Linked DNA regions of Mus musculus: region 2 is linked to region 1. Evidence: chromatin loops called from intact Hi-C (ENCODE). Cell type or tissue: heart. All regions are shown on one strand. Links, peaks and the distances in the headings refer to the core of each region. The heading gives the core; the rest is flanking DNA.

Region 1 (5,862 bases), core at 2,040-4,539:
CTGGTAATGAACATTTTAGGCAGGGAATGGGGCAAAGGAGGAGGGGAATAGGAGAATGGAGAAGCCAGCATGCTCTCAACTTGTCTTGCTGGGCATCAGTGCTGAATGGGTTGGATGAGAGAGGAGCTGAGGAGCCTGTGCCTGGCAGTGGACACAGACACCTTGCATTCCCTTGAGATCAGGAGCTGTTGGGCTGCTCAGGAATGCTGCAGGATTTCCTCTTATCATATATGGCAGTGTCAGAGACATAAATCCAGCCGGAGAGGAGCTGAGCCAGGAAAGTTTTCAGGAGGCTGAGCCATGAGCCAAGGTAAGTGAAGAACACCTGTACCCTGAGGCGTGGGCAGGGCTTAGAGAGATGTAGGTGGCTTCTTGGCGTGCCCCACCTATGTTAGCAGGCCAAGTGATGGGTTTTGTTGTGGCATTTCATACATATGTGTCATTCTCCTTAGTTCTTATTGACCCCCACCCCCCACCGAGTGCTCTTAAAGGGGCAGAATAAAAACAGTGGTACAGCCCGTTCCTTCCATGTGGACAGGAATAAGCCATTGCCATTCAAACAAAATAGTAAGGAAAACAAAACAAGACATGGGCAGGCTTGAGACCGACCTCTGGGGCGGGAGAAGGTGTCACAGAGACTGCTACACTGGCAATGACCATTTAAGAACAAAGGTAATTTCAGCATTCACACTGCCCTGGCCAAGCTTTACTTAGACATGATTAAGTACCGTAGGTTCACTGGGCTCTGATATTTTTTTAATCAAACTACTGAACTGAAAAATTGAAACCAAATTAAAGCTTACAAGAAGGCCAACTCCAAGACCAGGTCATCCTGTCCATGTGTGCATACTGAAGTGTCCCTGGCTGCCCTCCTGGGAGAAGGTGTGCAGAGTCTCTTCGAGGACTCTCTGTTGAACCACAAGAGCAGCACTGCTTGGCTTCATATGTTGCTGGGGCTTTGTGAGGTGTTGTTCTAATCATGGCTCAGGAGCTATGCAAGCTGAATTCAAATAAAAACCAACACTCACAAGAATGCAAATCAGAGCAGAAAAGGAACTCCTTAAAGGTCGAGAAATATCACCCTGTGAAAGGAGAGGATGCTGAACTGAAGGCAGTGGAATCTTTTCTCTTCTATGCTCCAGTTTCCAAATCTTTTCAATAGTCTTAAATCACTTCTAAAACAAAGGAATGGGGCCAGTGGGATGGCTCAGCGGGTAAAGGTGCTTGCTGCCAAGACCTGGGTTTAATCCTCAGGACCCACAGAGTAGATGGAGAAAAGCAGTAACTGTAGGTTGTTCTATGACCTACACACACACACACACACACACACACACACACACACACACACACACACACATAGATGCAAGAAAACAATTTAATTTATATTTAAAGTTATGGGACAAGTGAACATACTTAAGAGAAATCGGTTTGGTAGAGAAAGGGAAACACATTTTCCTATATGTGGCACTTCCATGCATTTGTGTTAACGAAGGAGCCAGTCATGGTATAAGCAAAACGCACAGTTGTTGCAAAATCAAAGAAAACCCAGTTCTCCACACCCCTAGATGTCCTAAGCCAGTGTCACAACAGTTATGTGGTTATCGTGTGTCACAAATTAAAGTGACACAGTAAGACAAGACAAAACAAAACAAAAAATCTACCCGATGAACTAATAGCGGCCACCAGCACACCAGACTGGCTCATTGACTCTGGCACAGGAAAAGATGCTCAATAGTCACTGTAGGGCAGTGGCTACAGCCGGTAGGATGCCTCTAAGGATCCATCAAAATTAACTAAAGCAAAGGCACTTGAAAAGATGTGGGGCCACTGAAACTCTCAGTCAGTGCTGGTGAGAAGTTCAAAATGGCCAGGCCACTCAAGAGAACAAGCGTGCAGTGAACAGCTGACACAGCAAGTCTATTCCTAGCCAAGAAAAATGAAGATGTAAGTAGACATTAAAACTTATATATGACTATTTGCAGCATCTAGATTGACGTGAAATTGCCACCAGTGGTCGAATGTATATCCAATGTTGTATATATTCGTACAACAGTTAAACACTAGAAAGAAATGAAAACATTAACAAACCTAGATAATTATAATGAACAAGGGAAGCCCGACACCAAAGACAACACAACACACAATTCCATCTAAAGACGTTATAGAAAGGCCCAGTTAAACTGTGGTGACAAAAAAGTGAATCATGTCTGCAATGGGGTTAGGGTAGAGGGTGACTTGATTGGAGTGTTGGTTTAAGGAGTTGGACATTTATTGAAAATGAGGAGGTTGTACGTACCCTCCATTGGATATTTTGTTACATGTAAGTTATACCTCAATAAGACAGTGGGGGTATTTTTTGTTGATTTGGTTTGGGTTGGGTTCTTTGAAACAGGGTTTCACCTCAAGTCCAGTTTCCTTGGAACTCATGGTGTAGACAAGTTGGACTCAAACTCGCACCCTTGAGACTGGATCAGCATCAGACTAGACTCACCGGCATGAGTCAGCTTGTCTAGCTTAACATTGATTTTAAAAGAAAATATTATAGCTAAGTGTGACATCCATAGGACCCCTCATAAGTATATACATCAGTATTTATACATGTCAAAGAAAGGGTTTAGCTGGGGTATCAAGTTATGGTCCTTTTGGGGTCCAAGAGAGCTTTGGGGTAAGACGGGGATATAAAAACAGGGCTGGTTCTTTCCCTGCAGATTCTAAGGTCTTTGCATTTTAGAAAAAAAAAGTTGCTTAGATAAAAGAAGGCCAGGAAGCAACTGGAACTTCAATGATTAATGAGCGTGCCAGGGAAAGATGACATTCAAGTCCGTGGTTTTTAATTCTAGAAGTGGGGGCGGGGCGGGGCGGGGACGGTGGATCCACATCCCATGGGAACTGAAAAGAAAGATGCTCTTTGTTATCTGTTAGCCTTTCTAGCACAGAAAATGTGTCCAAACAAGGATATAAACTTCGACAAAAAATTAATCCTATAGTTCGTAAACAGAGAGTTGTTTGTAAATAGAGAATTGTGATCCTTCTAGTGCCAGCTCCTCAAGGACTGGGAGAGCTCTCGCCCCCTCCTCGGCCTCCTCTGTGGCTTCTGCACAGCAGGCTCCTTCAGACCAACCCAGTTTGCTACCCACCCAGCTCAGTTCTCTGGTCCCACCATACTTTTTAAGCATTATAGAATCCTACATCTTACTCCGTAAAATATGAATCATCCCAAGTTTTATATCAGCCATCTTTTTATAGCCACAGATAGGGCACATTTAAAAATATACGTTTCACTTTTAGTATACCGACTAGCACATACGGACGCTATTTGTGGATGCAATGCGTTGACATGGAGCTGGAGCACAAATAGCGCATTTTTCTTATAATATCTATTTCCCCCTATCTTTATTTAGTTCAGTTTTGCATTACGAAGTTCCTGGGCTGATGAACTCAGCTTGGTAAACTCGCTCGAACTGCGGGCGTCCTGCCACTAGGTGGCAGACGGGTTGAGTCGCGGCTCTGCTTATCTGCGGTGGAAGCAGGGGCCTCCTAGCTCTTGCTGCCTGCATCCCTGGGAAGGGAACTTTCCAAATGACCGCCCAGTAAACATGGCATCTGTTTGCTAACATCCGTAGAACGTGACTATCTAATGATAACCAAAAACGTGCTTCAGAGGAAAACCTTCATTGAAAACGTTAGATTTCCAGCCCAGGATTCTGAACGCAGGGACTTTTCAGCCAAGCGAAGGTTTATTAGCTTCAGGAAGCCTGGTTTTGCTCACCATTCTTAAACCAATCCAACCAAAGAAACACTAAACGCAGCTCATAACCCCTGTTTTGATATAAGATATTGACCTCTTTTGCCTCCAATGTGTTCCTCTCTGATGGTCAGAAGTCCATAGACCAGGTCTGGGGCAAAGTTGAGCAGTACTGACAGCGCAAGGAATTGGAGAATCTAACCAAGTCTTCCCACATGCATGCCCTCGCCTGCTCCCCACTGAGCGGACTCGTACCCACTTATTTTCTTTGGGCATTTTCTGTTTTTCCCTCTCCATCTCCGGCTCCCTAAAACTGCTCCAGATAAAAGTTGACTTGAGGACCCAAAAGGAGTGAAGTGACACTGTCCTAGTGAAAGGCACAAAGGTTCTCTCTCCTCCTCACTAAGTTTGTGGCCCGCGTCCTGATCCCTGTTCCATTTTTAGTCGACATCCTGATCCCTGACCCAGGCCTTCTGTTTCTCGATTAAAATCAAACTTTAGCAGGAATTCCGCGCAGTCAGGCTACTTTCTCGCCCTGACGTCTAACCACGTTCCTCACTCTGAGTCATCATCGCCCAGGTGACGTGCAGTGTCCTGCCCAGTCATCTGCAAAAATCCTGTTAGGTGAGTATACCAAGAACCTTCCTGCCTCCTGATATTTCCTGTCTATCCTGTGCCACCCTCTGCCACCCACCGTGCTCCCTGCTGTAGATTTTCTCCTGCCCCTGCTGTATCCAGAACCCAGCCCAGCTCTGCACTGCGTTCTCTTTCCCCATTGCAACAGTCCTAAAATGAATCTGTTTCTCCCGTTATAACAAGTAGCTCTGGCTGTCCTTCAATGTGGGGTCATTTTTACTTCCGGGGTAATTTTTCTCAGAGAACCGTTTATTTGTTGTGACATTTCCTGCCTTTAACCTACACTTTTCAGAGCTGTGCCTTTATGTTAGAGCCAAATAAGCCTTCCCAGGACTGGGAACAGGATGGTCAGGCAGGAGGGAAGACACTTGAAGAAGAAGGAATCCTAGAGGAGCCCTGGTACTTGCTGCCCCTCCTATTTCCGGCTGGGTTCTGGGACAGGAGCAAGACAAAATCCCAGAGGTATTTAGACATCTGTGGCTCCACTGGGAGCCAGGAAAGCTACAAGCTGTAGAGAGATAGAAATGATGGCACTCATAGCAAGAAAGTACTGAATTCTGTGCAAATACAGGCAACACGAGCTTTCTGTGGTCCAGAGATCAGAGGAAAATCTAAAACTTTCCTTTATTCTACATCTCACACAGAGGGGTCTACAGGCCTGGAAGCATGTTAGTATGGTGAGGACCCATGCTGTCTTTTAGTGGGAACCACAGAACTCAAGGCCCATGATCTGAGGTCATGCAGCCAGACATATATCAGCATTTTCCAGAGCCACCACAAACAATGCCTTTCCACATGATCCCTAATACAAAGCTGGTTTCTGCCACAGTACAAGAGGAGAACTTCACCTGAGATTAAATACATTATTTTATTTGGGAAGTTATACTTTGCTTTATTAAGACTTATTTTATTTCATTTACGTGTATGGTGCCAGTGTGAGGGGGTTGGGGAGTGGGTGGGAAAATATACATGTGGGTGCAGTACCCTCAGAAACCAGAGGAGGGCGTAAGATTCCCCTAGACCTGGAGTTAAAAGTAGTAAAGAGCTGCCTCCGTGATTCAGGTGTCTCCTGCTTCGTAGGCTGCACAAAGTACATGGGATGGGTCATCTCGGGGCAGAACCTGCCAAGCCTGAACAGGAAGAGCTCTGAGTTGCGGTTTAATACATGCACATCTCTGTGAGACAAACACCGCAATCCCCATTGTCTCTGACGCTATTTGGCTGATGGGAGATGAAACTCAAACTTTTGCGTCTGGCAATTCTACACCTAGCTAGCACGAGCTCTCTTTCATTATACCACACTTTGGGCGTACTGGGTGACTGCCTTAATTTTCAAAATGTCTAACTTCAATCGAAGTGACAATGTAGGCATAGCAACCATGTCCTCTAACTTCCTGTTGATTCGGCATTTGGCTCCCAGTCAACCCCTTAAATGTTGGCTATACCCTGCCACCCAGCAACCATCCCTCCAGAAATGCCTT
Region 2 (5,862 bases), core at 1,083-3,582, 110 kb after region 1:
TCACCCTGAGTCACTTGCACAGCATGTGCTGAGTCTCTGTAATTCTAAATGAATGTTTACCCTCTTTGTAAGAGAAGAGCAAACCCTAGTGGAGCCACCCCGACATATGATACTATCTGTTATTTTAAAGAGTACCCTATAGTTTGCTCAGTACTAATCATTTTAATTACTATTCTGCATGGCATTCTTAGGAGGATCAAAAAGACTCTACACATATTACAGATGGGTTAACAAAGGGATAAAACAACTGAAAAGCACACTCAATGCATTTGGAATATAAATTCACAGACCAATCTCACTGTGCACCTTCGGCTTCAAAATGCCAGTTGAGTAGGATAAAGGTATAAGAACTTAATGCTGTCATTTTCAAAAGGAAGGGGACAATAGCTACATCTTTCCTACCTCAGTGGGTTTTACTCCAGTGAGATCATTTGGATGAAATCCTCCTGTAACAGACCTCAAGAAGGAGACAGACTGTTGAATGTTATTTTTAAGTTATTTTATCTATGTATTTATAAATATATTTATGATAATTATATTATTTATGGAACATCCTTAAATCCTCTGAGCTTGACGGCACCCTCGCAGCAGGGTTTTCTAGGTGGTCAGTTAGATGTAGTCTCCTCTAGAGCTCCATGCTACAGACTTTTACACTTTTTCCACAGCCACGAAGCTCTCCGTACATTCCTGCACTTGGGAGCCCTTTCATCATGATCTTAATCTGTGCTGTTTACTTTGTGCATCTAAAATGATAATTGAGTCAGTCTTTCTCCCTCCCGTCCTTAAAGCTGTCTGGGTATTCTTACATCATTCAGTCTCACCTGTAACTAACACCAACCATCTAAAGATGGAAAGAGCTTAACTGTGACAACCACATCACTGATACCTGAAGTTTCTTTTCTAGAATGTAATCAGTGTTTCCCCTGGATTCCAATTTTTTTTTCAAACCACAGTGTCATGTAACTATCAACAATAACAATCAACTCATTATTATTAATCATAATTAAATAAAACAGGTTTGAGCTGATGTATTTATTTGTTATCTTTTCTGTTTGGGTTTTGCAATGGGATGGTTTGGGTTTTGTTGTTGTTATGTTTTGTTGTGATGCAGTGAAGGGGTTTTTGTTATTTGTTGTCTTTATTACTTCACTGCCTAAAAGTTAGGGACAACTGGTCAGCACTCACGTAATTCACTAAAGTTAGCATCACCTTACAAAACCAGGATTCCACACAGCTCTAAAGGAGATGTCACCATCAAATCCCTCCCCTCAGAGGTCAGGGAACCCTGTGGAAATGGAGACAGGAGTCGGGGAGACAGAAGGGATGTGAGAACAAGGCCTTCTAAAATAACTGAGCAAAACCCATATGCGTTCACAGAGCCTGAAGCCTGAAGCAGCAGCCGCAGGGCCTACACAGGTCTGCCCAGGTTTCTGTACACACACTCTAGCTTTCAGTTTATGCTCTGATGGGACTCCTGAATGGAAATGAGTAAGTCTCTGATTCTTCTGCCTACTCTTGGAGCTCTTTCATTTTTCTGTTGGCATAGCTTGTCCAACTTATATATGATGATTTCTGTTTTATCTTACTATATTTTGCTACATTTTGTTGTTTTCCCCAAAAAATGCATTTAAAAAAAATTCAGGTTCCATAGCTTTTCTTTCTTTTTTTTTTTTTTTGCTAGCTGCCAGTATTCACAGATAGATAGCACTGAAAATTATAATATTTCCAGGCTCAGTTAAAGGATACAATCCATATTCAGTACATGTGTATGCCGATGTAGATGTCCATACAAACTCACCATATAATGTACCACCAAAACCAAGTAGTGGTTTTAGAGACAATACAGCAGGTTAGAAGCTGCTTTCCTGTGACCTAATGAAAAAGAAAGTCAGAATCAGGAGTAATAGACTCTATTTTAGAAAGTGGGGTTGGAAATTCACAGAAACAATAATTGAACACCTGAAATGTGCAGTAACCCTTCACCCAAATTCTTGTACATAGCCCCGATAAGACGTGTTGAGCTTTGGTGGTATCCAAGCTTTTGTCTGTCTGCAGTAAGTAGCCATGTGTTACATCTCCTCAGGGAAAGTCTTGTCACACAAGTGGATGTCGGGATGTCAGACCCTATGGAGCTAGAGTTACAGGCAGATGTGTTATGTAATATGGGTGCTGGGAACCAACTCTGGTGGCCTGCCAGAGCACTGCATGCTCCTTACCCCAGCCATCTCAGCGCTTTTTATCATATTAAAAAACAAAAACAAAAGCAAAAACTTTTGTGATTTTTTTTTTATTCTCCTTCACTCACCTGATAATGTTTAGGTATGCCAGTGATAACCTTTTCCTTCTCTTTCCTTCATGATTTTTTTTTTCTTTCTAGCAGGCCTTTGTTAGCATTTTAACTTTACCTTGTAGATGTTTTTCTGTTTAAATAAACTATTATGTTTCCATGTTTTATTTCCATTCTTAAATTTATATAATTCTGTTCTTTACATTTTCTATTAGGAAATCTTTGTTATTCTTTTAAAAACTCTTCTAACCCCTTGCCCTTTTCTCTTCCCACCATAACATCCTTCTCCAATAAATATCTTTTACGAGATTTGCTGCCTCATATGACTTTCGCGTTGGAAGAAGCCAAGAAGCAATTGACAGAGGAAGGGAAGAAACAAAGAAGTGGAGCGGGGCAGAGGCTCCTGAGCTCCTGGGCTGAGCTGGAGATACCCTCCCCTGGGAACTGCACTGCCTCAGCTGACGAGGCTTCCTCTCAAAGCTGTGTGGTTCCCCGGCTCTGATGTCTCAGGGTGTCCTTCCACAGGAATACCTTCTGACCCTCAGAGCTCTGTGGTTTCTGGGTTTCCGAGTCTCAGGGTGCCTTTCCAAGGGGACACTGTCCCACCTCAGAGCTGTGTGGCTCCTGAGCTCCTGTGTCTTAGGATGCCCTTCCCTTGAGACACTTTTGACAGATTGCGCCATTTTGACAGCTCCCGCGAGCTGCTCAGGGACTACACGGAGTTATGTTGTTTCTGTCCGGTATTCGGCTACAAGAATGAGAACAATAACTGATACGGACCATTTTCGTTTGGCATGCTATTATTTGCAGCCAAAGCCAGCCTAACTGATAGCACAGAGACTTAGGCTCCGGCTTGTTTCTCCCCGTTTCTTCAACTGTCACAACCGTCCTTAACCCAAATTTGGCTACAATTAGAGCCACTCCTCCGCCAGCCAGCATCACCCACCAGCTCCCACCTCAGAGGCACCGCTGCGGAAGTGACCTAGCCATAGGGCGGGCCTTCTCAGAAACTCTCCAATCGCAGAGCCTCAGGGGAGGTCCCCAGTGGGAATCGCCGAATGTCCATTTCCTGTTATCCCGCCCTCTCCGTCTTTTTATTGGCGAATTTCAAAGTCGCGGAAGCCAATAGGAGCGTCCAGACGGGCGCCCGGTTCTCGTACTAGAACAAGGCGCGCCCTTTGAAGGAAGAAACTGTCGCCGTAGAGCCATGGTGGGGCCCGGCCCCACTGCCAGCGCAGCCGCGGGTAAGTGTGGTCGGCAGCCTCCAGAAGCTGCCAGGCCTCCCCCGCCTGCTTCAGTCTCCCCCGAGCTCAGTTAGGTTAAGGACGCTGGACCCGGGCCACGGCGAGGAGCGGCGCGCTCCGTTGCCGCAGGGGGACACCCCTGCATTGCTAGTTATGGCCAGAACTTTGACAGCAGTCAGGTGGCAGGTTCGGCCCCAGTCCGAGTCTCTGCAGGTTCACTGATAAAATGTGCGCTGTCTGGAGGTTGATTGATAAACTGTGGGCTGAGGCTTAAGGATGCTGTGAACCCTGGCCTCCGAGGGACCTGGAGCCCTTTCTACCTCTCCAGTATGCCCCTCCCCCGTGTCACCTTTGAGATGCACACTCTGTCCTCACTTATGGGCCTGCGGTTCTGCGCACCGTCCTAGGCACACAATTTGTAACTCAAGGGTTAAAAAAAAAAGTCTTGATTCCAAATCCTGGCTTTGCTGCACATTAGTGGGTAAATTTAAGCCTGTCACTTCATCTGAGTTTCAAACAGCCAAATACCTCATAGGATTGATGGTTAGTGTAAACAGCTTAGTAAAGAGCTTGGCACCAGGCTGATACCGTTGGTATTGAAAGCAAGCATAACAGGACTGGTGACTTTATCAAAGCCAAAATAGCTACAGGGAAGTATCATATTTAAAGATATAAAGGGTTTTCTGTAATGTTTTTGGTGTTTGCTCGTGTCCATGTTTTACAGAAGAACGGTGGCAGAAGCTCCAGGAGTACCTGGCAGCCAAGGGAAAGCTAAAGGACCCCAACGCCAAGTGAGTTTACCTTCCCATAGTTACACTGGCTTTGTTGCCCCGGTTGCTAACAGCAATGAACGGACCAGCCCTTCTGTTTCCAGTCTGTTTGACTTGCATCATGGTGAATCCTGTAATAACAAAAGGAGCATTTCAGTCCTTGATTTCAGGCATGACTTAAAAAACAAAACAAAACAAAAAACCAGCAACCCCTAGGCAGTGCTGTCTATTGGCAGAAATTTAAGCATTTTTTTTCCTAACAGTCTCCAAAGGAAGGAAGGCTCTACACTACACTGTTACCCACATCTCTGGAAGCTCTTCTGGTTCCTTCTTTCTCCTGGGAAAGTTGGTTCCCAGCAGCGCAGATTTTGATCAAGAAACTGGAGGGCATTTCTATGGTGTGTGCTTACGAAGACAGGAGAGTTGGTTATGGTCAGTCCACAACAGTGGCATGCCAGCGTCCTCCCAACTTGTCCTTTGGTGTTCCCTGGGCATGTATTTGAGGTGGACAGAACATCCTTTGCTTTTCTCAGCACTGTACCATCTTTGCCCTGTTATTTCTCTCTCTTGCTTAGCAGGGTGTATTTGCCTCCCACTTGAGTAGCTCGGTTGGTGTGTGTATGCCAGAGGGGGATTTTGGGTGTCTTGCTCTAACGCTGTCCACCTTATTCCCATAAGACCGGATTGCTCACTGAACCCGAAGCTCACTGCTTAGGTTAAGCAGGCTGGCCAGCACTCTCTCTCCCATGATCCACTCATCCCTGTCCCCTAGTGCCTAGGGTTAGAGGGATACTCACCGTGCCTGATTTAATGTGGATGCCGGAGATCTTCCTAGCCCAGGTCATTTTACCTTGGGTTTTTCTCACCTCTACTTCCTGGATTAAATGAACCAAAATTGTTTTCTCAACATACCCATAATGTCTCTCTCCTCCCTCCCTCTCTGTGTCTCCTTTTCTTCTCACTCCTCTTCTTCCTTCCCCTCTTCCTACCCTCCCCTGTCCTGTGAGTGGAACTCAGGGCCTGTCACATGCTAGACAACAAGCACTCTGCCACTGACCTACATTCCCCAGGCCTGTCCGTCACTCCTAATGCGTAAAGATACAGGACTTACTAAGCTAGAGACGTGCCTGCCCCCTCACGCCTTCTCTCGTCCAAGTCTCTGTTAGACTTGGGATCTGGTCCATGGAGATGGAATCCTTCTAAACTGAGCTCTGTTCTATCTCTCCTTTTGTTTCACTAGCTAGACTTCAACTTCAGATTACGTCCTCGTAGGTATCAGAATCCCCAGATGTTCCATGAAATACAATAGTGTTTACGTGTAACCTATGCATACATATCCTTATTATTATTATTATTATTGGATATTTTATTTATTTACATTTCAAATGTTATCCCCTTTCTTCACCCCCCCCTCCAGAAATGCCCTATCCCATCTCTCCTTCTCCTGCTTCTATGAGGGTGTGCCCCCCACTCACCCACCCACTCCTAGCTCCCCACCTTCTCATTCCCCTACACTGGGACATCAAGCCTTTACGGGACCAAGGTCCTCTCCTCCCGTTGA

The links. Hi-C counts contacts between places; a loop is a spot of excess contacts. Peaks named below come from ENCODE experiments on the same cell type or tissue, not always from the same donor. Only the 100,000 strongest peaks of a DNase experiment are listed, where the experiment ranks them.
Region 2: it touches region 1 in a loop (6-fold over the local background); 16 of 42 quality-filtered maps call a loop at or near these places.

What each region holds. Positions count from the first base shown.
Region 1 is chr2:129,406,266-129,412,127 of GRCm38, reverse strand. No RefSeq gene overlaps it. Among named protein-coding and RNA genes, the nearest start is that of Il1b, 38 kb to the right of the region's middle. In heart, for the core only: a CTCF peak has its summit at 3,450 (motif pointing right); a DNase peak (open chromatin) is centred at 3,537.
Region 2 is chr2:129,294,774-129,300,635 of GRCm38, reverse strand. It overlaps Ckap2l (cytoskeleton associated protein 2-like), which reads left to right and starts at 3,424. Exons shown (of 9, transcript NM_181589.3): 1 at 3,424-3,531; 2 at 4,256-4,322. The coding sequence starts at 3,495. Gm14023 (predicted gene 14023) reads right to left here and starts at 3,266. Exons shown (of 5, transcript NR_040371.1): 1 at 3,234-3,266; 2 at 1,799-1,872. Il1a (interleukin 1 alpha) reads left to right here. Exons shown (of 7, transcript NM_010554.4): 7 at 1-1,026. In heart, for the core only: a CTCF peak has its summit at 2,186; DNase peaks (open chromatin) are centred at 2,775 and 3,315; H3K4me3 peaks cover 1,096 bases; H3K27ac peaks cover 1,071 bases.